Regions from separate parts of the Homo sapiens genome. Here region 1 is linked to region 2. Evidence: chromatin loops called from intact Hi-C (ENCODE). Cell type or tissue: right lobe of liver. All regions are shown on one strand. Links, peaks and the distances in the headings refer to the core of each region. The heading gives the core; the rest is flanking DNA.

Region 1 (15,891 bases), core at 3,921-11,920, 210 kb before region 2:
TTGGTTGGAAGAGGGAAAGGGAAAGGAGGGAAAGGAGCTGGGACTGGCTACTGGGAGAGCTCACTATCAGGGTCTGCCACACTCTTCCTTCCTCTCCTCCATGAAGTTCGGTTTTCTCATCCAGATACAAAAAACCTTTCCCCCTCTTGCTCCCAATGTACTACTTGTATCTTGATTTTAGCATACATATATTCTCATACATGGTAGCAACCAGTTAATTTTGTGTTTATCTTCCTTCGTAGACTAGAAGCTCCTGAAGAGCAGAGACCGTGCCTGGTTTAACTTTGCATTTCCTATAGCATCCAGCACTGTTCCTCAAACATAGCCTTTATAAAGATGTTTTGTTAACATTTCATGGATAATGATTTCAGTTTAAAAACTATACTTTTGTGTTGCTTGGTTGGAACTATTTGTACTATATTTCCTTTGTTAATGTTTTAGAATGTAGGCAGTTATTATAGCTGACGTTTGAGTTCTTGCTATTTGTCAAGCATGTGATAATACCTGTAAGAGCACAGCCCTGTAGGGACTCAATAAACACTAGCTATTTTCATGCCCTTCAAGCTTCATCACATTCCAGTGCAGTAGATGCCATCGTTATGCTCGTTTTACAGATGGGACACCTGAGGATTCAGAGAGGTTAGTTTCCTCTCTCCAAACACCAAGTTGCAGAGCTGTAGTTTCAATCCTGGTCCATCTGAATCTGAGATCCATGATTTTAACTATTAGTTACACTATCTCCAGACCAGACTATGTTTCCTTCCCTCCTCCAAGAACTGCAAGTTAATGGAGGTTATGTTCTTGGGCATTGATTTATTTTTTCATACCTTTTTCATCTATTAGACAAGACATCAATTGATGCATTGGCCTGGATGACACCAAAGGAAACCATTTGTCCTTGTCAGCCTGCAACTGGCCTGCAGCAGTCTTGTCAGCTGTCATGCTCTGTGACCAGGTGTCTTAGTCCTTTTCCTGTTGCTTGTAACAGAATACTGGAAACAGAGCGATTTATAAAGAAAAGGAATTTATTTCTTACAGTTTTGGAGGCTGAGAAGTCCAAAGTCAAGGGGCTGCACCTGGTGAGAATCTTCTTTCTGGTGGGGACTCTGAAGAGTCCTGAGGTGGCACAGGACATCACATGGGGAGGGGTCTGAGTGTGCTAGCTCAGGTCTCCCTCCCTCTTCTTATAGAGCCACTGGTTCCTCTCCCATGTTAGGCCATTAATCAATCCATTAATCCTTTAATGGATCAATTAATTAATGAGGACAGAGCCCTCATGACCCAATCACCTCTTAAAGGCCCTGCCTCTCAAGACCGCCACATTGATGATTAAATTTCAACACGACTTTTGGAGGGGACAAGATATTCAAATCACAGTGCCAGGTAAGTCCCCTGAACAGGCCCAGAAAATCCATGCCCTGCAAATTGATCCTTTCCAAATCCACACCCTCAGACCAACACCTGGCCTGACTCTGGTCACATCAAGGCTCATCACTTCAGCTCCATTCATAGAAATGATCTTGGGTCTCTTTCCTCATTCTTTTGATCTTTGATTACACTTGATTCCTTACCCCCTTTGGCTTTGTTTCCGACAGTAGAATTTGGATTCTCTAGCCTGGTCCAAAAAACTCCTTAGAACATAGTTTTACTTGCCTTGGGTCTTCCTGTTCTTGGCTGCGTCAGGTAAAATTTGAGTTCAACTTGGCCCCAGAAGCTGTGGTCTCACCCTGGCCACATGGCCGGGCCTACTTTGGCCCTCTGTGATGGCAGACCTGAGACCAAGTAAAACTTCAGCCTCATAAAAATGTTCACTAGCTCTAAAAATACACACTGATTTAGGTGCAGCACTATTTTCCCCTACGAACAGCCAGCCCTATCCATTCTTAGACTTTATTATTAAAACTTAACTGTCTGTACACAATGTCACATATGTGAATGAGAAGCCAACTATGTGGATATCCTCAATGTTTTGTAATCCAAATATTTGGCTCTGAGAGAACCCTGGCATCTGTGTTCATTAAACATGCAGACACCCAAACATTTGAATGAAGAATGAAAATTCAGCAAATACAGGGGAAAATGGCATTTATAAAGAGAACAGTTGAATGGCTGACTAGTGTACAGGCTGTTTCAGACTGGCGCAGACAGAATCTCAGCAGAGACTTCAATTAAAGACTAATCCAAGTCAGATGAAGTGAAAATAAGGGGCAGTCTAACACTCTTCTCTCTGGCTCACTTCTTTGCTTGCTTTTTTCCAACTTCTGGACTCAGAGGCATGTGTCAACTTGCAGGGCCTCAGTAATCTGCTTTCTCAGCTTTGGACTGTTTTAGAAGGCAAAACAACCCCCTTGTTCCAACATACCACAGCTACTTAGATGTGGAAATTTAACCTTCTTAAGATCAAAATCCCCTTAAACACCTTGTCTATTACTATATTGGAAAGAGTATGACCTAAGAGTTAGATTGCTCTAAGCAGGCTAGCTAAAAAGATCTCATCCATATTGTACCTATTCTAAAAAAGACGAGACCTTGAATAATTCCCAGGAATAAGTGCATTTGGTCTGAAGTAGATACACCAGGAACTCCTGAACAAGGGAGGACTGTTTTGTAATTTTCAGAGTCATCACTGCCTTCACGAGGCATTAGAAAGAGAAAGGACTCTGGCATTGGACGGGCCTGGACCCAAATCTTAGGTCTTCCCAGTGATGGGACTTTTCTCTCTGGGCCTGTTTTGCTTTGTTTTGCTTTTATTTGTTTATGTACTAGTTGCCCTTCTGGTTGTTGTGAGGATTAAATGAGATAAGGTATATGGTTAGTTCTTTTCTGTGTCAAGCATATTCTCTTCCTATGTACCAACCCCTCATCCCTACCCTGTGCAACATTCATTCTTCACGCCAGTTGTATTTTTCTTGTCCACAGTTTAGAAAGTAACAGATGGAAGACACAGCACAGCAGAATGGCAGATTCATGTTCATATAACATTATATGAAAAACTCACACGTTTTCTATTGAGGTAGGCCATGGGCTTTGATTCTTTCTGCCCATTCTCTTCCTTTTCATTCCACTGCTAGATAAATTAGGTCACCCAGAAAGCACACTGTTCACCTAAAACATCAACACACCCTATTTCCTTTGAACATCAGAATCAAAGAAAAGCAAACAAGCATACCAAAGAAACCCATCGTGGGGACTGGGAAGATCTTGGCTGCCTCTGAAAGGCTTGGATCCAAGCCCTTCATTCCACTTTCAGTAGGTTAGGGGAGCTTTCAAGGACAAGTTCCACCCTCAGTCTCCTACAGGACAGTGCCACCTGCCTTCAAAACCCTGCAGTTTTCTTCCTTCCTTCCTTCCTTCCTTCCTTCCTTCCTTCCTTCCTTCCTTCCTTCCTTCCTTTCTTTCTTTCTTTCTTTCTTTCTTTCTTTCTTTCTTTCTTTCTTTCTTTCTTTCTTTCTTTCTTTCTTTCTTTCTTTCTTTCTTTCTTTGGCAGAATCTCACTCTGTTGCCCAGACTGGAGTGCAGTGGTGTAATCTAAACTCACTGCAAGCTCCACCTACTGGGTTCAAATGAGTCTTTGGCCTCAGCCTCCCGAGCAGCTGGGACCACAGGCATGCACCACCACACCCGGCTAATTTTTGTATTTTTAGTAGAGATGGAGTTTTGCCATGTTGTCCAGGCTGGTCTAGAACTCCTGACCTCAGGTGATCCGCCTACCTCAGCCTCCCAAAGTGCTGGGATTACAGGTGTGAACCACCACGCCTGGCCAGAACCCTTCAGTTTTCTTTAACACTTCGGAAGTTGATGATCACCATCCATCTCAGCTGCTGGGGACTCCCCAGCTTCTTCCACAAACATTTGGCATGTGCCAACCATGTGCTCTCCTTGCAGTCAGGCACCTCTCTGGTGTGGTGTTTCCAGGTTAGTGGATCCAATGCTATTAAGTTGGTGCAAGAGTAATTGGTTTGTTCTACAAATACTTTTAATGGCAAAAACCACAATTACTTTTAGCACCAAACTAATAGTTATACCACAATGATTTTGTTAGCCTTAGGCAGAGGGGTGTCTTAAATTACTTGCATTTAGACGTTGCCAAAATAGTAAAATTATTTTAATAGCCTAAGAATAAGTTCAGGGTCCTTGAGCCTCCACAATGTAAATAAAAGGTTTTTTTCTGATCGCTTGTAAGTGGCAAAATAAATAGTCCTCTGGCACTCTTCAGTATTTAGAAGCTGTTTGACTGGAGGCAAACATACACAGACTGGTTTGCTCTTCGGATAGGGAAAGTCTTTCTCTCTTCCTCACCCCATGTTTCTCCCTTGCCTCTTCCACATGTTCAGAAGCATGGGAGAGCAACCTGCCCTTCCCTCTCTTAGCTTCTCTGCAGGATGGCGGAGTGGCTTGTCTAGTTGGTGAAATGGGAGAGGGGCTCTGAGCACGTGCAGGGCAGCACCTTCTCGGCTAAGCACAAATGCTAAGTCAACACGATTTGCTCTATACAGCATTTTCCAAATTCGCCTGTGCTGGAATTTATGTTTTCTCTGCTCATTGTCTGAATTTTACATAAGCCAGCTATCAGCAGGGACCTACCAAGGTCACAGTAAATAGCTAAACTTGGCTTGAACCTACAGTTTCTTCCCACTCTGGGGATAGAGAGGGGCTGATGTAGTCAGGGTCACTGCAGCCTCCAGGACCCCAAGTCTTTGCAGGTAGTCTCTGTCCCACATCACAGCCACCCAGATGTGACCACAGCTGCTTCTGAAGTCGCCAGAAAGTCCCATTCACCCCAGTCACAGCCGGGGGTTGAGTATGTTTCCTTGCAGAGAGGGGCATTCCGCCTCTCTAGGCAGCTTCCCGTTACCTCGCTGACACCCCCCTTCACCTTCCTGTCTTTCTTTTCACCTCTTTCCTCCCACCCATCCACCCTGCCTCCATACCAACCACGGGAAGCCCAGGCCATGCTCTCCTCACAGACCTTGTGCCCACCACACCCATGCCCCTCAAGGGCTCACTATTTAACCCTAGTACTTCCCAAGTAACCCTTCCAACAAAGGAGTTTCCTCTCAAAGAGGAATTTTGGTGGCAGCTATTTCAGATGGTATTTTTTCATCCCCAGGACCGCTTGTACTGCCTTTATGGTACGTAGTTTACCCACAGCACATCTCCCTGTGGCCAGGGACAGCATGGAACCCCATCACTACTTGTTGCTGCCCACAGGGAAATGTCCCCACTGATTTCCGCTCAGTTATCACTCAGTCAGGGACTCAGCTTTCCTTCGCGGTCCCTTACCCAGGTTCCTGACCCGAAGGTTAGGGGGACGTACACGTGTCCGGGACGTTGTCTACAGGAGAACTTGGCAGAGGCTTCTGTGGGGGCAGCTCACCCTCCTTGCTGGACTTCTCTGACAGAGGAACCTTCTTTCTTCTGCTTAGGGTGCTCCTCATCCTTCTGGAATCCAGACCATCCTCCACTCCTGTTTTCAGTGGCCACCATCTTTTCTCTCTCCTTCCTCAACCCTCTGAGGAGAAAAGTATTTGTGTTTCACTGAAGTGGAAGTGAGTGTTTTCTTTGGACCTTTGTTTCTGCATTGGGGTGTAGTCTGGGGAAGAGAAAATGGCCATGGGGTATAGGTAACAGAGAAGAGGGGCAAGAAATATGCACACAGCCATGTAAGGTAAGGGTTCACAGGCTGTACACTGTGCAAATGCGGGAGTCCCATTCACACAGTGATATGACATGAAAGTGGATTCACAACCTGATGAAAATGCCACCTTTGAGCTCTGCCTTCTCTCAATCAAGGGCAGTGTGGACACATAGAGAGAGGAACGTGCTTTGAGCCTGAGAGATTCTGATTTGAGTCACCCCAGCTATGTTACTATCTCACCATATAGTCCTAGACAACTCCCTTAACATCTCAGAGCCCCAGTTTCCTTATTTATAAAAGGACAGCAATAGCGCCTCCTTTACAGAGTTGCTGTGAGGGTGAAATGAGATCTTTTGTAGTTGCCTGGCATGTAGTAGGTGCTCAATAAATGTCATTTCCCCAGAAGCATTGTCCTGGTTGAAGGAGTGTTTGCCAATTTCACTACTGGCCCTTTTCCAGTGAAAATATTCAGGGTCTTTCCGTAGATGGTGAAGGAATGTCTGTTGGAGGCTGAAGAAGATACAAGTATTCTTCTTACAGCATAATTGAAGAAAATAATGAATTTATCAAGATACGTGGCCAGTTGAGGCATCCCAGAAAGTTGAGTTTTAACAACAACTAAGACAACGTATAGAGCACGAAATGTTAGGCACAGTTTTAAGCCTCTTCCATGTATTATTGTGCCATTGAAAATGGACCCTTCTGGGACACAGCATTCAAGACTCTGGGATTTTGTGTCTTTGTAAAAGGGAGAGAAGATGTCTTTTTATTTATTTATTTTGAGAAGATGTCTTTTCTTTGCTTCATATCCACCCTCCTGGCATTGTCTGGTACATTATATGTCTTTGCGTCCCCACATCTGGCCTGTTCCTATCAGCATTCTCTCTCTTTTGAGCAGTTCCTTATCTCTGAGCAATGAACTGAGCCATTTCCCAAAGATGGGCATAATCCGTGGGTCTCCTGCGTAGGCGGGAGCCAGCTTGTACTGGCTGTGGAGAGCTGACGGGGGCAGCTTTTCCCAGCTCTTCAGCAATGAGGTCTCGCTAGTCCTTGAAATCAGCCACCATGCGAGAGTTTGCATCAGGGAAATCAGCAAATGCTACCCATCGAGACCACTCCCTCCCGGGTAGCAACACCGTGGCTGGCCCCACACATTGGGAAGAAAAGCTCAGCAGGAGGTTTCAAACTTGGATGGAAGAGCTGGTAGAAAACCTTTGTTTCATAGACATGCTTTAAAGGTGGAATTTCAGGTAGGAAGTCTTTCTGCATCTATTAAACTCAAAATTGAGGAAGAGAAGTAACAGGTCTTCAAAAACTAGGCTGAAAGATGTCCTCCGCGGACCAGGTACATCTTTAGTATAACAATCGTGGCTGGCAACAGCTTAACACGCTCAGGGACATCTTCATGTTTCTCATAATGCAACGTTTCAGGAAACTCTGGAAAGTAAACACGAGGTCACAGATTCAGTTCTGGTGAACTAAAACTCAAAAAAATGGTTCAGCATATCCTGAACTCAGTGTTTGTACACAAGATGGCGCTCTCTTCTTAGGAGAAGACAATTGGAACACTTGCTAACCCCTGAACTCTCTTTGCATGTTGTGATCGATCGCATTGGTGCAATTGGTGTGAGCTGAGCAATATTAAGGTCAAAATCATTGGCTTGATGCCTTATAAATGCATTTCTGTGAATATACGAGTTAACACTAATTATTTCCATTCCTGGGGAGGGGAAGGGTAGGAGAAAAGACTAAGCCAACTGCAAACCCCGTTGCTGGTGAGTCTTCTGTTCACAGACAGAGAGGAAATTAGAACTGATCTCTGTGTTCACATAAGTGGCCAAAGAGTCCTTAGTCTCCCAATGGGAGACAAAGCTGGGTGTCCAAATTCCTCTGTAGGACCCTGCATCTGAATTCACGGGCCGCCTCTCCCCTAACCCCCGCCCCGCCGTGCCCCTCATCCCTACAGGTCGTTTGCTATACATCACCAGTTCTGTAAATTACAGACACAGTCCCTGTCCCTCTTCCAACTTGGCACAGATTCAGGCACTGACCAATCTACTTTAGGTGCCCTGTCTTCTCCCAGCCCTGGCTAACTTGCTGGCTCTGGAATACCCATCTTCTCTGGCAGTTCACCATATCTGAGTGCCCCAGCTCAAAGCCTAGCCTTTTCCTTTGGCCCATTTTGGTCACAGATGCCAGCTTTCACCCTCTAACCCAGACTGGAACAATGGTCTTAGAGGCCACTTGCCCTATGGCCTGGCTAGAGGTCCCTCCAGCCATCACCTCTGGTATTGTCTGCTGGGTTTTCCGCTGATTGTGGTCCCTCAGGCTCTTTGTCCTGTTTCTGAGTGCAGCCCTGCTCTGGCAGTGTGCCCGGGAGACCACTTCCACGTGCTTGGCTCCTGCTGTCCTTGTTGCCAACTATTCTTGGCACCTGGACATTTATCGTGCTGTTCCCCAAGTCCTTTGCTCCGGGTGATTGCACTCCAGGTTGTTTCTCTGCCTCGCTGAGAAATGAAGAGCCCTTCCTAAACCTCCCAACTCTGCTCTCAGCACCGCACCCTCCATTCAGTAGGAACCGTCTTGGGAAGTGGACTCTTGGGGGTTTTGTGAACTAGCCCTCCTGTCTCTTTGTTAAGTTGTGAGGAGGCTGCAGACATCCTGTGCATGTTAGATTAGTCCACATTTCAGAGCCAGGAGGAACAAGAAACATGATGGCCTCATAGTCTAGCCTTTGCAGACTTTGCCAATGACATGGGTAGGTTGATCCTGCCTCACCTCATCCCGGCTGGTCCTGATCAAGTCCTCCTGCCCCCAGCTGAAATCTCACTGTGCTAACTTCAAGGGAACGATCATGTTACGACACCAGGATTTCTTGCTTCCCATCTATTCTTTTTCTTCCTTACGTTTTAAGTATTTCTAGAGCTGGAGAGGCCCAAGAAGTCAAGTGAGAGTTTATTTAAGGTGAGCAGATCATATTTGAATGCAGAAGGGAAAGATCTCGTTGGTAGGGAAAACAAAAGTATTTGTGATTGCTTGCCGTGGAGAGCAAAAAAGCCAGGGCTTTCAGCCATTCATTGCCCAAAATCACAGCACTCACAGGAGTAGAAAAGGTCAGAATAAGCCATGGGGCCAGTCTGTGACTCACCATTTCTTTTGAAACCAAAGGTTCACTTCTCTGGAGACTAATTCTGTTCTTACTTTCCTAATTCTACCTTGGAGAGTTCCTTCCTCAGTCCTAGGCTTTGATCTGTTCTTGGAATTTCAATCTTTTCTCTTTCAGGCACTGTGACAAATTGATGTCATTCATATCCCACACCAATGGTCTCTCTATACCTATGCCTTTTGCCCTGTAACCTTGCGGTCCCTGCCTACTCTGACTCTGGGACTTACTGTGGTCAATGGGACAAGAGCAAACTGGATACAAATTTGGGCTTGTTTGCTTCTCTCTTTGTCATCAACTCCTGCCACCTTATGAGAACAAGCCTGGGCTATCCTCCTGGAGGATGAGGGATCATATGGAACAGAGCTGAGTCATTCTAGCTTGAGGTAGTCTTAGACCAGCTGACCCCTAGCTGACCTGCCAGACATGTGAGTGTGAGCCTGCTCAGATCAATAGGATAACCCAGCCAATCCACAGGCTCATGAGCAAACATACATCTTTATTGTTGTGTTCCACTGAGGTTTTGTGGTTGTCTGTTATGGAACAATGTTGCGGCAATAGATAACTTATAGTGGAAAAGAATGGGAGGACCATAGAAGGTTTCTTACCCCTGAGATTCTGGGGGTGATTAAGTTCTTTCTTCACCTCTCTGTAGGCTAGTAGGAGTAGATTGGCAAAGTGCTCAGAGAGTCTGATGACCCATTTTTATTAAAAGAGCACAAAAGATCATAGCTGCTTGAGCCAGATGTATGTGTGGGAGTGGGATCTATCTGGATATGGGGATGGATGTTTGTAATCCTCACTTGGGCTCCATGATTGACTCCTGGTAACTAAACTATATTTTATTTATTTAGTTGAAGAAGTAAACACCTTCTGCATGTGGGGCACACTTGTAGACTTTGGGCTTGTCATGTGTGACACAACACCTGCCCACATGGCACTACAGTCCAACAATCGGAACTTCATCACTTGGATTACTACAATCATATTAATAATGGAAAAGAACTCTTTAACTTGTTTCCAGTCCAATCCATCCTGCCCACTACTGCCAGATTTATTTGCCCCAAATCCCAATTCACTTCCAAACTTTTCCTTCTCTGCTCAAGGGTGTATAATGGTTCCCCATGGCCTTTTGGGCTAAGCCTAAACTCATTCTGGTATTTTAGAAACCTTATAATCTAGCTCATCTTGGCTATTCAGGCCATCTTCCACTATTTTCTGTGGCCGTAACAGGCTCTGTGCTTTTCCCTGTGCAGGTACCTTGCTCTTGTGTCCCTCCCTACCTCCCCCACCTCAGCTCTGCACCAGACCTGTGGAGAGCCTACGTATCCTTCAAGTTTCAACTCAGACCTCACCTTGTCCATAAAGCCTCCTTAGTAACTCTAGAAGATGTTGATGTTTGCCCATTTTGATGACCTATAATACTGGGTCATTCTCCAGTGGGCGAAAGCCATTGGTGGAGAATTTACATGAATCATCAATAGACTAATCAATTGAGGTCAGGCATGGTGGCTCACATCTGTAATCCCAGTGCTTTGGAAGCCTCAGGGAGAGGGATGCTTGAGGCCACAAGTTCAAGACCAGCCTGGGCAACATAGTGAAACCCCATCTCCATAAAAAATAAAAAAATTATCCAGGCTTGATGGCACATGGTTGTAGTCCCAGTTATATGGGAAGCTGAGGTGAGAGGATTCATTGAGTCTAGGAGTTGGAGGCTGCAGTGAACCATGATTGTGCCACTGCACTCCAGCCTGGGCAACAGAGTGAGACCCTGTCTCTAAGAAAAACCAAAGAATGATCGATACAAAACCTCCCTTGTACCTCAGGGAAGGGTTCTTAAGGCATATGTGGTCTTTTTCTCATTCTGCAAGCCTAAAGAAGAATAAGGAAAGGAAGTAAACACTATTCTGTATAATAATATGATTCTCTAACCTCACGGATGGATAGAGATGACACCTCAAAAATTATGAAAGTTAGAAAAATATTTCCTTCCTAGCAGAAGCTACTGCTCCTGAGAATTAATGTTTGTGCACATGTGTGTGTCTGTGTGCGTGTACCTGCGTGCATGTGTGTGAATTGGCCTATTCCAACAGGTCCAACAGTTAAGGGACAATCCTGCCCATAACCCATTCAGGTGAGAGATCACAAAGGCAGTCTGGCCTAGGAGATCCCTCTTACCCACTGGGAAAGTAGGAATTCCAAAGCGGTTCCCACTGGACTGCTCTGTGGGATTTGGTGTGTTAATGCTTATCTTAGGCAGTTTGTGCTACTATAACAAAACACCTGAGACTTGGTAATTTATGAAGGCCAGGAATTTATTTCTCATAGTTCCAGAGTCTGGGAAGTCCAGGATCAAGGGGCTGGCAAGTGTGGTGTCTGATAAGCGCCCAGTCTCTTCCTAGATGGTGCCTTGTTGCTTTGTCCCCTGGAGAAGATAAATGCTATGTCCTCACAAGATGGAAAGGACAGAAAGGGCTAAGCCAACCCCTCCAGTCCTTTTATTTTATTTAATTTTTAATTTTTTTTAGATGGAATTTCGCTCTTGTTGCACAGGCTGAAGTGCAGTGGCACGATCTTGGCTCACTGCAATCTCCACCTCCCAGGTTCAAGCAATTCTCCTGCCTCAGCCTCCTGAGTAGTTGGGATTACTGGTGCCTGCCACCATGCCTGGCCAATTTTTTGTATTTTTGTAGAGATGGGGTTTCATGATGTTGGTCAGGCTGGTCTTGAACTCCTGACCTCAGGTGATGCACCCACTTCTGCCTCCCAAAGTGCTGGGATTACAGGTGTGAGCCACCTCGCCTACCCCCTCCAGCCCTTTTATAAGACACTAATCCACTCACGAGGGCAGAGCCCTCATGGCCTAATCACCTCCTCAAGGCCCCATCTCTTAACAGTGTTGCATGTTTGAATACGAATTATGGAGGGGACACAAACATTCAAACCATAGCAATGGCTGTCACAATTATCTAGAATTCCCGAGAGTCTCCTCCAGACGAAGTGATTTAGACTTGGGAAGTGAATTAAGGGGAGAAGGAAGATGATGGTAGACACCGAGGTCCCTTTTGGTGAACAGTTTGTTTTTCCCAAAGGCAAATAGAGATTCCAGTTTGGGAGTTTTGATGAAAGGCAATGGTCTGAGGAGAGATACAGGAATTCTGGGTCAAGGGTTCCAGGTGGGTAATGAAGGGGTACAATTCAGGGGCACCTATGTGGAGGTACTCATATTTTAGATGCTCTCCTTTTGGAGCCTGGGAAAGTCCTATTTACTTGGTGCTCAGCTTTATCCCTTTCCCTCATGTAGACGTTGAGTTCATTCTTTTAACTGACCCAGTTCTTGTGAGACGTAGCCCTGCGTGGCCTGGCATGGAGAAAGTGGGGAGATGGATGGTCAGAATGGAGGGTTATGAATGCAGCTCAGCATTCACAGGGAGTTGCAGTTTCTTTAATTTTTAGCTTTATGATTTTACTTCAGTGAAAATCTAAAACTGTTAATCTAAGATCTTCTGACTAGCCATTCTTTAACCAAAATTTGTCATAATATTTTTGTGCTTGCATTTGTACTTTTGTGCCCAAATCCCATTTGTACCAGGTAAAAGACAAGAAATCACAGTGGCTGCACGGATGAAGCTTTGGAGTTTCAGATAAGGAGATGAGGTAGAACTTTGTCATCTCGTAGCTTACTGTGGTGCCGGGATGCTGAACACCAAAGGATCTGCACCATTGCAGTTTCACGTACAAATAGATACACTGTGTGGCTCGACTGTACTTTGCAACTTGCAGTTCATTAAAAATAAATATAGGAGGCCAGGCGAGGTGGCTCATGCCTGTAATCCCAGCACTTTGGGAGGGCAAGGAGGGTGGATCATGAGGTCAGGAGTTCAAGATCAGCCTGGCCAACATGGTGAAACCCCGTCTCTACTAAAAATACAAAAATTAGCTGGGCATGGTGGCACATGCCTGTAATCCCAGCTACTCGAGAGGCTGAGGCAGGAGAATTGCTTAAACCGGGACCCGGGTGGTGGAGATTGCAGTGAGCCGAGATCACGCCATGGCACTCCAGCCTAGGCTACAGAGCGAGACTCCGTCTCTAAATAAATAAGTAAATAAGTAAATTTATAATGAATAGTTTTTCTTCTAATACAGGTAATGATGAGATTAAATTTAAAGCAGATGGAAGAGTGTCATAATGTTAATCTTATCTTCAACGGAATGAGACAGCTTCATGGTGTTATCAGAAGATCAATCACTGAAATAGGCATTTGAGGATTACATGTGGGGAAGTTTTGGTTAAGTATAAGTATGAGGTCTGATTATTCTGAACTAGCAGACAAAGCCTTGAAACCATGAATATAACTTTGAGCAGTTCTTTTATATGAACAGGCCCTCTCTGAATTAGTATTATAAAAGCCAAACTACAACACGAATTAAAGAAAGACCTGAGGCTTTTCCTACTATTAAATCCAAGACTAACAATTTTGTTGCAGCAAAACAGTATCATTAAATTAATGTTAATTTGAATATTGATTTTTTTCAGAAGGCTTTTTTTTTGAGTAAGTAATTTATAAATTTTATTTGGTATTTATTTGTAAATTAAAAAATTATTCCAGGTTTCATATTTATACACATTCGAGTAACATGACAATTTTTAAGTGAAACTGGAAGGTTCCTGAAAATTTTTTCTTTGAATACAGTATTCATTACTCTAATTTGAGAAAAACTGTGGCTGGGGAGAAAGGTCTTTGGGTTTCATACATATTATTGGCATCATAAATTTGTTTCATTTTCTTTTCCTGTTGGTTTTATACAAGATATACTTGGCTCCCTAATTACTTAGTAGGCTTCTTTTGTATACCCCCAGCACCTGGCACAATACTGGGCACATAATAGCTGTTGAAAAAATATGGCTAAAAGGGGGGTGGTCTGGGCACTGTCTGAGTGGATGAAATAGATTAAGATTGGAGTAAAATAGATTGGAAATGGATTAGAAAGAAATAGAGTAAAATGCAGCCCTCTGTTGCAAAATTCTCTAGCTAGGCTGTAAATTCTGATATATCAGGGCCTTTATGTCTCCCATGGTGCTTAAAATAGAGGAGATGCTTGGTCAATGCTGAGAAAGTAGGAAGGTTTTTTCTTCCCCAAAAGGAAGAATAAAACAAGCAGTGACCTGCACAGAGCCCTACACATGTGCTTCCGTTGAGATCCATGGCTGCTGTACACCTCAGCACACAGTGTGCCTCAGGCCTATACTCCTGAGTACCCACACTCGCACCCCTACTCACACACAGAGATACGCACGCTCTTTCTTTCTTTGCAGGGCAGTGTGATGGTCTAAAGTAGAACACTGCCTGTGATCAGGTAGGCCATTGGAAGGCTTGTCCCCAAATGGCCTCCGCTGCATCTGGAAATCTGACCTGACCAGCTCAAAGGGAGTAATCTAATCCTGGTCACATTTTCAGTGAGTTCTCAAGTATCAGCCGCTTTCCTGATGCAAACCCAGGGCTGAATTTCCCCATGAACTAGCCCAGGCCGGCCAACTATTTCCAAACGAGAACACAGCTCCTGCCAGTGCAGACTTAACAAGAACTTAAGTTTCTGGGGCAACTCAGCCCTGCTGGAGATTCATTATCCCACTGTTAGTTAAGGGGCAAGCAAGCCTTGGCTGGCAAGCCTGCTAGGAGGCCAAGAAGTGGACTCTGTGGCATTTTATAATGATGGGTAAACAGCAGAAAGAAGACTCCAGCTTCTCCCCGCCCACTGGAACTCCAGAGCTTTGGGTCATGTCTGGTGGTAGGTCAAAGACCACCGTGGGTGGTGGGGCCCAGGAATCTAAGTTCTTAACAAGATCTCTAGATGATTCTGGCATACTAAAGTTGGAGGAATCCTGACTGTATTAAAGCTATCCATGCTGTTGGCCCTTCTTATATGGCCCAAGTTCAGAATTTCTCCCCTCCCTTGGTGAAGGACCCTGTGATGGCTCAGGGCCACCCAGCTAGGCCTGGGCATAGAGCCGTGGCCCATTAACCTCCTTCCACCGCCGAACCATTTCTTGTTTGCTGTTGCAGATTTTCAGGCCATGAAGAGGAGAGCTGCTCTGACATTTATGTCTCACTCTCCCGATTTAAAATGTCTTCATCACAACCAAAGACTCACCCTTTCCTCCCGGCCTCCTCTCTGTCTCTGCAGCCGATGGCTGCATTTCTCCCTCCTTTGTGCAGCAATCACATGCCTGTCGTGGAGAGAGAATAGAGCCAAAGTGGCTGCAATATCATATCTCTTGCCTGTGTTATAAACTGCAAGACTTGTCTGGATCACGGGAACTATTGTCGACATTAGCAGGCCAAGGGCACGGAGCCAAGGACGGCTCCCTTCTCCAGCATAGGCTCAGGAAAAGCACAGATTAGAAAAAGGCCCAGAAGAATTCTGTCCCTCCTTTCTTCTCGCTTGTGCATTTTAATCCTCCCCTTCCCCATCATGTCAGCGCATTCTGGACTTGAAATGAACCTAGAAAATGTGTATCATAAAATATTTGACTGACCAAGGGCACAGATTGCTATATCTTCCTATTTACTTATTTATTTTGAGACAGAGTCTCGCTCTGTCACCCAGGCTGGAGTGCAGTGGCACAATCTCAGCTCACTGCAACCTCTGCCTCCCCGGTTCAAGCAGTTCTCCAGCCTCAGCCTTCTGAGTAGCTGGGACTACAGGCACGTGCCACCACGCCCGGCTAATTTTTCTATTTTTAGTAGAGACGGGGTTTCACCATGTTGCCCAGGCTGGTCTCAAACTCCTGACCTCAAGCAATCTGCCGTCCTTGGTCTCCCAAAGTGCTGGGATTACAGGCGTGAGCCACTGCGCCCAGATGCTGTATCTTCCTATCCTTAGGCTGGTCTGGCATCCTTAATAGCAGAGCCCCTTTCTCTGTACTTTAAAGCTGGTGAAGGAATTTGGCATGATCATGTTCTTAACTGAGTGGTTAAGAAGGGCAAATACAGCCATTCTAGAAAAAAAAAAAAAAACAAACAAAACCCAACCTGATAATGAGGAAGACAGGAAGACAGATGAGGCTTTGCTCCTGAGGTCAAGACAG
Region 2 (15,891 bases), core at 4,557-12,556:
CAAAAACCCTCAGGGTGTATTTGAAGACAGTATGGTTGGAACTTAGGTGACACAGGAGAAGAGGAATAGCAGTGATGCAGGAATGGGAAGCTAAGGGGCCAGGTGGTGTAGGTTCTTGGGTCCAGGTTAAGGGTCTTGAGTTGTACTCCATGTACGATGGGAGGTCACTGGAGGTTTTAAGCACAGGAGTAACGTTATGCTATTTATGTTTATGTTCTCAACAGATCACTTTTTCTGGTATTTGAGTAGATTGTTGGAGGTAATATTCAACAAGCGACTGCTTTTTTGGGAAAATATATTGATCATTTAGAAGACTATTTCAGTAGCCCAGGCTGACCTGGGCAGTGGCCATTGAGTTAGAGAAATAGACAGATAAATGATCTATTTTAGATGTGTGACTGGCAAGACTTGATACATTGGATGCAAGAGGGCAGGAGAAAGGGAGGAATCAAAGATTATATCTACAATTTTGATTTGAACAAAAGGTTGGATGGTGATAGGAAGAGGAAAGACTGGGAGAAGTACAGGTTTGGAGGGCAAAAGTGAAGGGTTCTCTTCCAGTTGTGTTAAATCTGAGATGCCTTTTAGATACCCAAGTAGTCAGGTAAAGTAGGCCATTGGATATGCACCCAGAGTGCAGAAAGGTCACAGCTGGAGATATAAACTGGGAGTCGTTGGGTTACAAATGCCACATAAAGCCATGGGACTGAAGGACATTTCCAGGGAAAGCACAGAGATGGAAGTGAGTCTGAGGGCTCTGTTGGAAAAGGAGGGAGAAAACAGAAGAACATTGTGTATACCACATAATCTTTCTCTCCCTTGAACCTCATTATTCCATAAAGAACTGGGTTAGTATTAAAAAGATCAACTCCTAGGATGGAGCTCAGCTAGGCTTTTGTATAGCAATAGCTGTCTGGTATTTAAAACACAAAACTGGGGCCTGGAGGTGGTATAGAAGGGAGAGGAATTAAACTGCAAGTAAACTCCAAACCATGTACCATGGAGGCCTAGAAGGGTCATCTCTTCAACCCCATCTGTGTCTCTTCATCCCTGATTCCTCAGGTTCTAGCCACAGTGGTGTTTCAGGTGCTCAAATATGCTAATCTTTCTACCTCAGGACCTTTGCACAAACGTCTTCCTTTGGCTGCTTCTTTTTCTCCCCCTTTCTTGGCCACTTGAACTCTAGCAAGTCTCTCTTGTTTTTCTGTCTCAGGAATTTTTATTGTTTCCTATATGGTTCTCATTACAATTTACATTCTTTCAACTTTTGGCTGCCTCTCCTAATAGAATTGCAGTTTTCACAAATGAAGAAATGATTTATGTATTTTTTTAACCTGTTAAAATCCTTTGTGCTTGGGGATAAATACTTGTTAGATGCATGACCTCACTGCCTGGGGATGAATATGGTTGTGTGAGTGAACTTATTCATTGAGTGTTAGACACTATAAGTTGTGTAAGTGGGTTTGTCTTATTTAAGCCTCTCAGTTCTGTGGTATAGATATTTTTATACCCATTTTACAGATGAAATGATAGGTTGAGTAACTTGGTAAAATTCACACACCTGGTAAGTACTAATAGCAGAAGCAGCATTTGAAGCCAGAGCCAGGTATTCTAAAGTACGTATACTAGAAGGGAACGGGAATATGAGGGCAAGCTCGGAGATGCAAATGGAATAATAGGCCATACGAGAAGACTCACTGCCACCCAAGTCCAAGGGGACTGCTGATTTAAAGAAATCAGGGCAAAGGCAGAGTTTCAAAGGGGCAGTGTTGTGGTGGTGAAGCATGAGATGTGGGTATATTGTTCAACAGAGCGGTTCAAGAACAGGATGGGGAAGAGTGGGAAACAGGCCTTTTCTTGGAGATAGGGCACAAAAGAATCAGACAACTAAGTCAGTACTAGTTCATTGACTGTGGTAACCAGGCCACTTCTTTCTGCCACCCGGGAAAAATAGAGGAACTATGAGCATTAAGAAATCTGGTAGATAGGCCCGAGATTTTTAGGGGGTAGTCATCTTTCATGCATTTATATCATTTATTATCATATATTTGTAAGATTATTTGATTAACATTTGTCTCTCTGTAGATTTCATAAGGGCTATTTATTATTTTTTGCTTCACTCACTGTTGTATAATAACACCTGGCCGAACAGCATTAATAGAGATCAGTAAATATTTTATGAATGAATAATAGACAAATGATAGTAATAATAGGAAACACAGTGCACATATGCTATGCTCAAGGAATTGTTTAAACACTTTACACATATTAACTCAGTCCGTTCTTACAATAACTCTATGAGATGGGTACAATTATTTTCTGTATTTTATAGATGTGGAAACTGAGGCACAGAGAGGTTAAGTCAGTCATCCAAGGTCACACAGCGAGTCAGTGGCAGAGCTGGAATGGAACATTGTTCTGGAGACCATGCTTTTACCATTTTGCTACACCACCTGTGAACAAATGAACACATGCACAGATGGCTGTTCTAAGGGCCACTTGGCGTCTCTGCTTTTGGACAGAGACCATTCTAAGACTATTTCAAAGCCAGAATTTTCTTTTAAAGATGAAGATTGCTAATATCCTGTCTGTCTTGTCTTTTATAAGATCTATAAAGGGAACCGTTGGCCCGCAGAGAATTGGATGCATAAGGTAACCAGCTGAAATGCAGCAGGACAGAATAGAGACTGGCGGGAGGGGGACACAGCAAATAACAGCTGACTTTGGAGTAAGGAAATTCCAAGATTAGAACTTAGTACCAGTGTAAAGGCAGAGGAAATGGAAATGGAGGCCCCCTCAATTGTAAGTCAGACATGTAGAGCTGGGAAGGGCTTTGCAGGAGTAAATGGAATAGCATTTCCTAAACACGCAGGTTTTTTTTTCTTCAGACATAAAGTTAAAAAGGTACGGAATGAGAGAAATTCAGTTTTAAGTTAGCATCAGAATGAACACATATGTACTTTGTTTCTTGGTTATAAAAAAGAAAACTTTGGAATAAAATCTATTTTTAAATGTTATAATAACTGGCCAGGCATGGTGGCTCACGCCTGTAATTCCAGCACTTTGGGAAGCCAAGGCAGGTGAATCACTTGAAGCCAGGAGTTCGAGACCAGCCTGGCCAACATGGCAAAACCCTGTCTCTACTAAAAATGCAAAAAATTAGCCAGATGTGGTGGTGCACACCTGTAGTCCCAGCTACCAAGGAGGCTGAAGCAGGAGAATTGCTTGAGCCTGGGAGGTGGAGGTTGCAGTGAGCCAAGATTGCAGCACTGCACTCCAGCCTGGGTGACAGAGTGAGACTCCATCTCAAAAAACAATAAAATAAAATAAAATAAAATAAAATGTTATAATAACAGAGTACGTGTAACTATATATAGAAATACTATGAAATGTGATTGTTAATTTTATTGCAATACTAGACTGTTGTGTTCATTATAGGAAAGAATGATCGAGTTTGAGGTGTAATGCTTTTAAAAATTCATTTTCCTTTTTCTATGACTATGCTTCCATTTCCCAATCTATTACTGATACTGAGAGTTTTAGCTGACTGAGGCCATTTAAAATAATATAATTTAGTCTTCCACCTTACTCTGAAACCCACACTGAAAACAAATATTTCTTAAAAAGCAATTACATTTATGTGCTTATTACCTGCCACATATATATTATAAAAGTTGATTGCTTTATGTAAGAGAAGTTAATCTGAAATCATTCTTAGCTAAATGTAATATTCTCTGTACTTGTTAAAACAAGCAAAATAAAATGGCAGGAGCAATATAGTTTAAGCATTTTTTTATTGTATGTTTGGCAAACTATGAAAATTAACATTTGGAAATTCTTTTGCTCTATTGAAACCTTGTTATTGCCTAGCCATGATAAAGGTAGAAATATGAAAATATTCTAGATTGTTACATTTTATGACTAAAGTACAAAATTATAGAAATAAATAGAAAGGTACACTTTGGGAGGCCGAGGCAGGTGGATCACAAGGTCAGGAGATCGAGACCATCCTGGCTAACACGATGAAACCCCGTCTCTACTAAAAATAAAAAAAAATAAAAAAAAATTAGCCAGGCGTGGTGGCAGGCGCCTGTAGTCCCAGCTACTCGGGAGGCTGAAGCAGGAGAATGGCGGGTGAACCCAGGAGGCGGAGCTTGCAGTGAGCTGAGATCGTGCCACTGCACTCCAGCCTGGGCGACAGAGCAAGACTCCGTCTCAAAAAAAAAAAGAAAGAAATAGAAAGGTAATAATAATAACAATATTTGTAGAGAATTTTGTAAAATATTTTTCACATCTGATATGGTTTGGCTGTGTCCTCACCCAAATCTCATCTTGAATTGTGGCTCCCATAATTCCCATGTGTTGTGGGAAGGACCCCATGGGAGGTAATTGAGTCATGAGGGGGGGTCTTTCTTGTGCTGTTCTCCTGATAGTGAATAGGTCTCACTAGATCTGATGGTTTTATAAAGAGGAGTTTCCTGCACATGCTCTCTCATTTCCCTCTTGCCTGCCACCATGTAAGACATGCCTTCCACCCGCCGCCATGATTGTGAGACCTCCCTCGTGGAACTGTGAGTCCACTAAACCTCTTTTTCTTTATAAATTACCCAGTCTTGGGTATGTCTTTATCAGCAGCATAAAAATGGACTAATACAACATATATTATTCTTATTTAATATGTAGAACAGCTTCAGGGAGTTGGTAATATTATTTTTATCCCAGAGTTGAGGGAGTAGAGTTTCAGAGAATAACATATGCACAGTAGTATCTGGTGAGGTTGAAGTTTTTTGACTTCAGCTCTGTAAAATTTCATTGCATGAAACCACCACTGTGCAGGAAAACTAATGGATTTGGATCTCAATATTGATTTTAAGGAGATTTTAGGATTTTCAAAAATAAATGTTAAGAAAGTGGGTATTTATATTTGGTTTGGTGTTTAAGGGAATTGTCAAAAGTGGAAAAGAGTCCTTTCCACCCCAGATAGTTTTTATTCTTTCCAGGTAGAAGACACAGAGCATCATCCAGATCCTCTCTTCCTTAGTGAGAGGCACACTCTGTAAAGAGTGGTGTTCAGCAGAAACTGTAGAGGCAGACCCGGAATCAAATCCCAGTTCTGCCATCTCTTCTTAGCTAAGTGGCCTTGGGTGAGTGAATTCACTTCTCTAAAACTCAGTTTCTTCATCTGAAGAATGCAGATCAGTAAAGTACCTATGTGAAAAGATTTGTTACAAACACAAAATAAAATAGTTTATGTAAGACACTCAGTAGATTGCACTAGGTATACAATGAACTATCATCTTTATGTCCCATGCCTTCAAAGACAGTAAATTGAGTATGCATGCAATATTTTAATGACTTATGCCTTAAGGATCTTAGTAAACTTAACATGCCCAAGTTTAAATTGGCATACGTGTTAAAACCTGACTTTTAAATTTTCTGAGGGTACTAATTCAAACATATTATTACATTGTTCCCATAAGTTAGCTAATTTTGACCCAGTGAATATGGTCCCTGTATGCCTGTGAAACTCTCTCCTGATACACTGACAGTAGGTGAGCCTGTGGCTGGTTTCTGCCTGAAAGGATGCATGATCCACATAGGTTGTTAGAGGCTCATGTTAAACTCTGAGCATCTGCCCATCTTGACATTCTGGCCTCCAATCTGGGGCTATTTTGAGAGAGTACTGAGCTGCTTGAAGTGTCATAAAGAGTTTCAGCAGGATTGAGGACAATAGATTAGTTTTTACCATGGTTAACTAGCTAAAACTAATTTTAGGAACTGGACATTGTTTGGAAATTATTGCAATGGGTATTTTTCACTCATTGATTTGCATAAACACATCCAAATAGTGTTTATTAATCGAAGCAATATTCATTGTTGACTCCTTGTGGATTTCTAGGTAGGCCTATCGTTTGAACCCAAAGATCCCTTATTGTTATTTCTCTAGAGACGGAGCACATATGCTTGATGACAAGGGCGAATTTTTAAGAGAACACTGAACTTCTAAGTATTTATTGATCCATCTGGACCCAGTTAATCCCGAGCCCAGTACCTGGAACTTGGGGTGGGAAGATGGTGGCATTTGGAATTTCTGGGTTGATTTGTATTGTTATCATATGGATGAAATGTCTTTTTTTTTTTCAGTTTGTGTGTTTTATATATACTTATTGTTTAGATTCAAGAACCGGCTAAACTGAAAAAGTCTTTAATGAGTTGAAATGGCATGAGAGACAGTTTGTCTTTTAGTTGCTCAGGGGTACTCTTTATTTTCTCATCCCTAGGTAGAATATGTTTTCTGAGGAATGAACATTCTTTGTATCTTTGTACATCCCACTGCACTCAATGCTTGTCAGATTTATCTGTAGTAACACCACATTTCGCATCAAATTTTAAGAGCTGGATGAAATGTAGTTAAGGATGTCAAGAGAAACTATAGCATTTAGAAAATGGCTGAAAAAATGAGGATGTTTTACTTAGAAAAGAGAACAGCATTTATGATGGTTATTCTTAAATAATTACAGTGCAGCTTTTTATATAAATCCAGACAACGAAACTAGAAACAATGAGAAGTTATCTTTGGGCCTGATGTAAGACTTTCATAATGCTGAGATTTTCTTATGAAAGAAATGGGTCCCTTTGAGGAGTGGAAGGCAGTCAGCTCTCTGTCACTGCATTGGATGACATCCTTTCATCCTTCAGCTACTGAAGTGACTTTCACTTTGGGCAGAAGATTGGATTGGTTGACTTCCCAAGATTCACTTTAACTCTAAGATGCTATGATTTCACAATCTTTAAAAACTGAGCCTAAAATATAAAATGTTTTGAGAACTTACTGTGTGACATGGACAAGTCCTGCATCCCCTCTGGGCTCTAGATGTCCAATCTGCAAAATGGAATGGCTGGGCACTAGATCAATAACATACATCCTCTGGCCTTTGAGTTGCATCGAACCTGAAATGTAGAGAAGAAAGACTGGAAGCTGCCATCATGCTTTACCTCTTGAATGTGCCCAGGTGTCGATGTTTTAGTGGTTTATTAAACAACATTTTCATTCACATTTTAAAGTTTATTAAAGTGGATGATCTAAGTTTTAAGACTTCTTTTCCCCCATAAGACACAATGATGTTATTTTCATTTGGAAGGAAAACAAACATGTGATCCGAAAAATTTTGATTTTTCTTAAATTGCTTCTTGAACCACCATTGTATTTGATGATGTTTTTAGTCCCTGCGTCTTGCATATTGTTTTTAATTCCCTCATCACTCTTAGAATAATAGATTCTAAGTCTAGAAATTTGAAATTGTTGGTCCAGTAAGCTTCTACCCCTCGATTAGTCACTGCTTTTTGGAACCCAGCATTGGCTGGAGCTGAGAAGGGGCTATCCAGGGAACAGAGACAATTTCTCTTCTAGTTGTAGGAAGGAGTACACTTCTCAGAGCACAAAGGAGAATAGAGTCAAAAGTAATGTGTACTCAAAGCCTTTTCGAAAGCACTTACCTTCTCAGCAACCAAAATCACCCCCTCCCCAAATGAATGTTCTAGGAACAACAACTTTTACTTAAAAAAAAAGATCATTTATAGTGGAGGTGGCCAAAAATGAAATACCAGATTCTAAGTTCCATGAGAACAAAGCCTTCACTACTATATTCCTAGAAAATATCACAAAGTCTGGCGATTAGTGAGAACTCATTTTGTTGAACGAGTAAATGAATGAAGGAACAAATAATTTTCCTAAACTTTCCCCTTCTGTACTTCTAATGGTGAGAGAGCCCCCTGCTGGAAGAATGAATATTACATTATGAATAGCAACATGCAGTTTACTGAAAATATTTCAATTAATCACTCTAGTTTCTAGACCAGGTCATGCCTTATTGGATAAAATCTTGTAAAAAGCTCTGTGAAGAATCACTGACTAGGAAAGGACTCAGTTGGCACTAATTGGATATATTGGAAATCAAACAACAGACTTTAAAACTGAACCTCACGCTCTGAAAATTCTGAATGATATTAAAAGCCTATAACTTACCCTGCATTTGGACATTGGTATTATAAATTATTATGGATATGTTAAATTAACGTTCCCTATTAGTTCTGTAAGTTGTTAGTAGATGACTATAGCCTGAGTACCAAATTGTGAATATGTAATATGAACAATATAAGCAACAGTAAGCATCACCTCAAATGAAACTGACAAGTTAATCTGATTTTTTTTTTTTTTTTTTTTTTTTTTGCTCTGTGGCTGAGGCTGGAGTGCAGTGGCACAATCTTGGTCAACTGCAACCTCCACCTCCCAGGTTCCAGTGATTCTCCTGCCTCAGCATCCTGAGTAGCTGGGACCACAGGCACACACCACCATGCCCAGCTAATTTTTATATTTTTAGTAGAGACAGGGTTTCACCACGTTGGCCAGGCTGGTCTTGAACTCCTGACCTCAAGTGATCCACCTGTCTAGGCGTCCCACAGTGCTGGGATTACAGGTGTGAGCCACTGTACCCTGCCAATCTGATGTTTATTGATACACACACACACACACACACACACATTCATGTGACAGAAAAATTATCTTTGTGCTGCTTAATAATTTGGTAAGTAATCAGTAGTTCATGAAAATTACTTGGTAGTATTTGTTACAGAGTTGGGACAAAATGTTAGCTTTTCTAGGAGTTCTTCAATAATGAAAATGATTTCCACTTTTCACCCATGTAGTTTAACAGATGCACACAAACACACTCAGTCTGTAACTGACTGCTCAATTTTTATAGCTCCCTCTGCACCTGTCTTCTGTCTTCCATTCCTTGTCCTCATTTCTACCTCGGGGTCTGCAGGCATCTGTATGTTTCTTACTTCTGTCCTGTTTTGGGTATCCTGGATGCTGGAGGGGCAAAAGGGAGACAGGGTCGAGGAGGTGAGAATGGACTTTCCGGAAAACCAGAACACTGCTACTACCCTTTGGAAGCAGGTTTGGGAAGGTGGTAGAAGGGTCTTAGGCAGCAGTGTACATCATGAGATAGGGGTGAGAATTCAGTAAGATGGTGTGCTGGATCCTGATGGCCTGGAGACATGGGTGTGACCAAGGAGAAGGAAGAGCTTGGAGGGAATGAATGGTAGAATGACTTTTCCTATGGAGTGGAGGAAGCAGTATTGGGTTGAAAACATCCAAAGTAGGAGTCAGACAACCAGGAGAGCTGCAGGCCCCATCACCAACTAGGAGCACTTCCTCTTGAATAAAAAAAACCCACAGGCAGAGGCCTTCAGCAAGCACTAAGTGGATACTCCAGGGCTTTTCAAACTTGACTGCATATTGAAATCACCTGAGAAGCATTAAAAAGTCTTGATGCTGCCTAGTCAGAGATTCTGACTTAATTGGTCCAGGGAGTTGGCTGGATAGTGGGCTGTTTTAAAGCTTCTCAGGTGACTCCAGGGTGCAGCCAATGCTGAGAATTGCTGGTCGGCACTCTGGGGAAACATGGAATTTTTAACTTCAGGTGAGGCATGCTATTATCTCTGGTTCTTAATGCATTCTTTTCTTGCTGTATATTATTCTTTTCCCCTTCATCACTGTGGTAGGCAGAATAATCACTCTCCCCTGAGCCCCAAAGACGTCCACTCCCTAATCCTTGGAACAAGAGAATATCTTACCTTATCTGGCAAAAGAGACTTTGCAGGTGTGATTAAATTAAGAATTTTGAGATGGGGAGGTTATTCTGGATTATCTGACTAACCTCAGGTGTAATCACAGGGTCCTTTTAAATAAAAGATGGGCTGACAAAAGCAGAAGTGAGGCGATTGCCGTCTTTGAAGATGGAAGGTGAACACGAGCCAGGGGTTGCTGGTGGCATCTAGAAGCAGGAAACGACAAAGAACGAATTTTCCTTTAGACCCTCCAAAAAGAACATAGCCCATGATTTAACACCATGATTTGCACTTGTTTTGGATCTCTGGCCTCCAGAACTGTAAGCAAATAAATTTGTGGTAATTTATTATAGCAGCAATAGAAAATTGATACCGTCACCAATCCCATTTTTATTTATTTATTTAGAGACGTAGTCCTGCTCTGTTGCCCAGGCTGGAGTGCAGTGGTGCTATCTCGGCTCACTCCAACCTCCTCCTCCCAGGTTCAAGGGATTCTCCTGACTCAGCCTCTAGAATAGCTGGGATTACAGGCATGCGCACCCATGCCCTGCTAATTTTTGTATTTTATTTTATTTTATTTCATTTCATTTATTTTTTGAGACAGAATCTCTCTCTGTTGCCCAGGCTGGAGTGCAGTGGTGTGGTCTTGGCTCACTGCAAGCTCCGCCTGGTGGGTTCACACAATTCTCTTGTCTCAGCCTCCCAAGTAGCTGGGACTACAGGCGCCTGCCACCATGCCCGGCTAACTTTTTGTATGTTTAGTAGAGAAGGGGTTTCACCGTGTTAGCTGGGACGGTCTTGATCTCCTGACCTCATGATCAGCAATTTTTGTATTTTTAGTAGATATGGGTTTCACCATGTTGGCCAGGCTGGTCTGGAATGCCTGATCTGAAGTGATCCGCCTGCCTTGGCCTCCCACAGTATTGGGATTACAGGCATGAATCACTGCGCCCAGCCTCCAATCCCAGTTTTACTACTTACCTCCTCCACCCCCGTAATCAGCCACTGTAAACGGATTATTGTATATACTGGAAATGCATGCATCCTTTAAAAATATACCTGATTTTTCTAAAGGAAATAAACTAATGTGATTATGGAGGCTTTTGCTAGGTTTCCCAGTTAGTTTCCCAAAATCTTTAACAGGAAACAAAGCGTTTCTCTTCTTAACTCTTATATTTGTCCGGAATTGGGGGGTTCTTGGTCTCACTGACTTCAAGAATGAAGCCGCGGACCCTCACGGTGAGTGTTACAGTTCTTAAAGGCGTTGGTGTCCGGAGTTTGTTCCTTCTGATGTTCGGATATGTTCGGAGTTTCTTCCTTCTTGTGGGTTCGTGGTCTTGCTGGCTTCAGGAGTGAAGCTGCAGACCTTCGCAGTGAGTGTTACAGCTCTTAAGGTGGCGCGTCTGGAGTTGTTCGTTCCTCCTGGTGGGTTCGTGGTCTCGCTGGCTTCAGGAGTGAAGCTGCAGACCATCAAGGTGAGTGTTACAGCTCATAAAGGCAGTGTGGACCCAAAGAGTGAGCAGCAGCAAAATTCATTGCAAAGAGCGAAAGAGCAAAGCTTCCATAGTGTGGAAGGGGACCCAAGCGTGTTCAGTAAAATAAGAACGAGGAAGTGTTGAGTTTATTTAATGTAACTAAAAAATTACTGTATGGGTGTGGGTATCATCAAACGCAAGCATAATTACTAATGGTGAAAAGTGCCTCAACTGAAAGTCAAAAGTGAGACGATGATAACAACTCTCACCATTATTATTTAATTTTGTTCTGAAAGGATTCACCAATGAAATCATACAAAAGAAAAAATTGCAATTTCACAAGATTAAAAAGCTTTCAGTAATTTTTTTGGTCTCACTAAATTTATAGATTAAATGGAATTGACATCTTTAAGCTTTTTATCCATGAATAGGGTAGGTTTTTCTATTTAAGTCTTCTTTTATAAATCTCAGCAGAGATATACCTTTTTTTGTTTTTCAGTAAAGGTCTGCCGACTTTTAGTTAAATTTATTCTAGATATTTAAATCTTTCTCTTGCTACTGTAAATATATAGGTTTATTTAAAAGATGGTTTTTAGAATATATAATATGTATTTAAATGATACACAGAAATGATGCACTATCCATCTAATTTTTGCATATAGAAAATCTATTGACTTTCAGATATTAATGTAACTTGTCACTTTACTGAATATTCTTATTCTAATAGCTTAGAATAGCTTTTGATTGATTTTGTGTTTTTCAAATGTAAAATCTTATGCAATTTTGTCTCTGCCTTTCCAATTTTCATCACCTGTTTCTTTACGCTGTGAACATAGTAGAAGACAATAGAGTTATATTTAAGATCATGAACCTGCAGTAAGTCTAGATTCAGGTCCTAACTCTGCCACTTTTTCTCTTTCTGACCCCAGGGAAGTTACTTAACCACTCTGCATTTTAGTTTCCCTGTCAGCAAACTGGGGATAGGGTTATTGGGGGGCATAAAATGAGATAATATGTATAAAAAATTTACAATCATTCCTGGTGTCAGGATTCAATAAATGTTAACTATTATTATGAATTGGATTGGCTAGCACTTACAGGAAATTCTTACCAGTGAAGCTAGTGAACATAATGATTTTGTTCCTTTCTGATTTAAATGGAAATACTCATAACATTTCACTGTTTAGCATAGCAAATGTTTAACTTACTTTTGGAGATACATGTAGATAAGTTTTAATTATATTTTGCCATATTCTTATCATCCATTTGATCTAAATTTTTAGATAGTCGGTTGAGCCATATGAAATTGTCAATATGTGACTCTACTTGACCCATAAAAATGATGATTGCATATATTACAGCCTAATAGCCTGTATTCATGAAGTGGAATAAAGTATTCCTTTTTTTTTTTTTTTTTTTTTTGAGACGGGGTCTCATTCCTGTCACCCAGGCTCAAGCAGTCCTCCCAATCTCAGCCTCCTGAGTAGCTGGGCTTATAGGCATGTGACACCAAACCTGGATAGTATTCTATAATTCTCTTAATTTACTCTATTTGTGGTTATTTGGGGGTTGTTTTCCCAATATCCAATTTTATATATTTGTGCTTTTTCTTCTCCTCACTTTTTTTGATTAGGTAGTTTAACTTTTATGTTCAAATAACTAGTTCTTCAGTATGTGTATTGATTCTATCATTTCTCGTTTCTAATTCATTATTTTGCTATTATCTTCATTAATTCCTTCTGTTATTATCTAAGTTTTAATGTGTAGCGCTTTCTAATTTCCTTAGATTGAATTATTTTTACCTTTTGTTTAACAATTATTTATAGTTAATGAGTTTTCCTCTCAATGCTGCTTTAATCATCTGTTTTCGTTATCACTATTTTCTGCCTACCTAGTTGAAATATTTGCTTTGACTTCTTGTTCACCTAAGAGAGAATTTAAACACTTCTAGATGATGTGGGTTTTTGTTCTGTTTTTGTTATCCATTTCCAGACTTATCACACTGTGATTAGAGAATTTTACATGTATGGTTTTTAACCTTTTGGAATTAATTGAGATTTTCTTTGTTGCCTAATGTGTGGTCTATTTTTGTGTAAATGAATGAACACTTAAATAGCAGGTAGAGTTTCTATTTTATCATGGTGAGTTCCCTACTTACATCTGTTAGATCCATATGATTGGGTATGTCAGTTATTAGCATTAATACTGATGCTGCATAGGTTTACTTAAATCTGTCTCTGGCCGAAGCTGCCATGCCTTGAGCTCTCTGGGTGAGTTTGTTTTTGTTTTTCTGTCTAACATTGCTATGTCTAATTTTCTATATGAAGCTCATTGTGCACAAATAAAACACTGAGAAACGCAGTTGGATGTTTCTTGACATGCCTGCACTCTTAAGGTTTGAAGACCATCTTCTCCCAGGACCCTTGGGAAAGGGAGTATGAACAGGGAAATACTCCAGTGAGGGGATTAGCGTATGGTCATCAGAATTTATTATCATATTTTCAGTCGTGACTAAAACTTGAATAAGGGTCTTAATCTTTTAAACTATGATATTAAATTACATTTTAATTGTAATTCAAAGTCTCTTTTAAATTCTACTCCTTTAGTAATATCTCATTCTTTTTAATAAAAGCTCCTTTTAAGAGCAACTAAACTGCCACAGCTCTTCAAAATCCTTATAGAAAATGTCTTAAATAAACATCAAAAAATATAGTTCTATTATTTAGCTCTTACCTCGGGTGTCTGAACAATTCCTATGAGCTTTCTACTGGTCTGTTTAGTCTCATTCAATACAAAACAGGAAATCAATTACTACAAACCCTCTCCTAAATGAGTGCAAAACAGATGCTTCATTTAAAGTACATGTATGCCATAATTGCATTTGGTAAATATCTGGATATTTTAAAACAACAGTAATCAGCATATTAAAATAGAATTTGACATGTTATGTATTTTGATGATGTTATATATTAATATAATATTTGGCTGCTTCTCTATACACAAATCAACTACTGTAAACAAACAGCAGTGGATTAAATATTGTCATCTCCTGGCACTTTGACTTAATAAGTTAGTTCTTTGGAAGAATATATATATAGCTAGGACACGGGGTGGACACAGCATGCCAAGAGATGATCAATAGTGAGATCTGATATCTTCAGAACATCGCTATGTCAGCTTATTCAACTATAGATTTAAAATTATGTTGAGAACCTCAGTAACACATGCATTTATGAATTATGCTTGCTGAAAAACTTAAAAGCTCAAATGATTTATGGGAAAACAAATGAGAGAAGAACTCAATTTATCTTGAGAAGAGATGCAGTGATTATAGCTTCATTTCCAAGTGATTACATGCTTATCAAGAGCCTCCTAAAGGCCAAGGGAGAAGTAGAAAGGGGACCAAGGGTTGTAGATTTGATAAATAAACTCTAATGAAGGAAAAAACCTGAAGGCATCCAGAGACTCTATCCTTTATCTTTATACTCCTTGGTTTGGTTCTAGTGTCTGATGTAACTTACACTGTTCTAGGTTTCTTCAGTGAATTCAGTGTTGGCATCATAGAATGGACCTGGGACTGCTTGATTCCGTAAAGAAACTCGGAATATTTTTCAGTATTGTATTAGTCTGTTTTCACATTGCTATAAAGATACTACCTGAGACTGGGTAATTCGTAAATGAGGGGTTTAATTGGCTCAGAGTTCTGCATGGCTGGAGAAGTCTCAGGAAACTTACAATCATGGTGGAAGGGGAAGTGGAAGAAAGGTATGTCTTACGGTGGCAGGAGAGAGAAAGTGACAGAGAAGGGGGAAGCACCAGACATTTATCAGACAATCAGATCTCATGATAACTCACTATCAAGAGAACAGCATGGAGGAAACTGGCTCCATGATCCAATCACTTCCCTCCAGGTCCCTCCCTTGACACAAGAGGGTGATAATTCAGATTACAATTCGAGATGAGACTTGGGTGGGGACACAGCCAAACCATATCAGTCATCCAGTAATGATGTAGGGTTGTAGTATGTCTATTCCTTTCCCATGTTCCAGGTGAACCTGTAAATCTCCTAAGGTCAGAATTTGCCCGAGTAGTTTGGATGTGAGAAAAGTTTTGTCTCAAGGGGTTCCCCCATCAATCTCTAGGAGCACCAAGTGGGTACAAGTGACTCAGTACAATTCATGACCACAGAGGGAAAGTCAGTTGAATAACTTCTCATATTGGGTGATGAATAACATCCTCCTAATATAGGCTTTCTCATGCTCAAATATTCAGAGTGCTACTTAGGCAATAACCATTGTTGTACAACAGAAACTTATTTTTACCTAGATGTAACATCTTAGATTATTCTTACCGTGGATAAACAAAATGTTTTTGATGAAATCTTACAGTTACTAATCTGAACTTGAGCAGAGACCAGAACTTACAAACAGAACAATGTCTTCTAACCTCTGGTATTATTTTAAGTGTTTTGTTAAGACATTGATTAAATGTCAATAAATATAGAACCAGATATGAATACTTTGTGCTTATAGCTCTTATACAATTGTAGCCCAAATCAAAGTTACAAGCTAAATATATCTCCTTTAAAGCCAATAGAATCCAAATCTACAAAGTTTACTTAATATTGGCTTGTTGAAAATTAAATTACCTTTTGTCATGTGAATATGGTACTTGTGCTGAATAAATGTCTTTTTTGCTATCACCTGTCATTCAAGATGAGTCCTATCATGATTACTCTCTGTCCTGCAATACGGCTTAAAAATAATTTCACAACACCAGCTAG

The links. Hi-C counts contacts between places; a loop is a spot of excess contacts. Peaks named below come from ENCODE experiments on the same cell type or tissue, not always from the same donor. Only the 100,000 strongest peaks of a DNase experiment are listed, where the experiment ranks them.
Region 1: it touches region 2 in a loop (6-fold over the local background); 104 of 110 quality-filtered maps call a loop at or near these places.

The regions. Positions count from the first base shown.
Region 1 is chr7:135,794,091-135,809,981 of GRCh38, forward strand. No RefSeq gene overlaps it. Among named protein-coding and RNA genes, the nearest start is that of FAM180A, 53 kb to the left of the region's middle. RefSeq lists a silencer at 4,984-5,204. In right lobe of liver, for the core only: a CTCF peak has its summit at 7,163 (motif pointing right); no DNase peak of the experiment used is centred there; H3K27me3 peaks cover 325 bases.
Region 2 is chr7:136,001,900-136,017,790 of GRCh38, forward strand. It overlaps a transcript of LOC105375523 not described here. Among named protein-coding and RNA genes, the nearest start is that of MTPN, 32 kb to the left of the region's middle. In right lobe of liver, for the core only: a CTCF peak has its summit at 7,783 (motif pointing left); no DNase peak of the experiment used is centred there.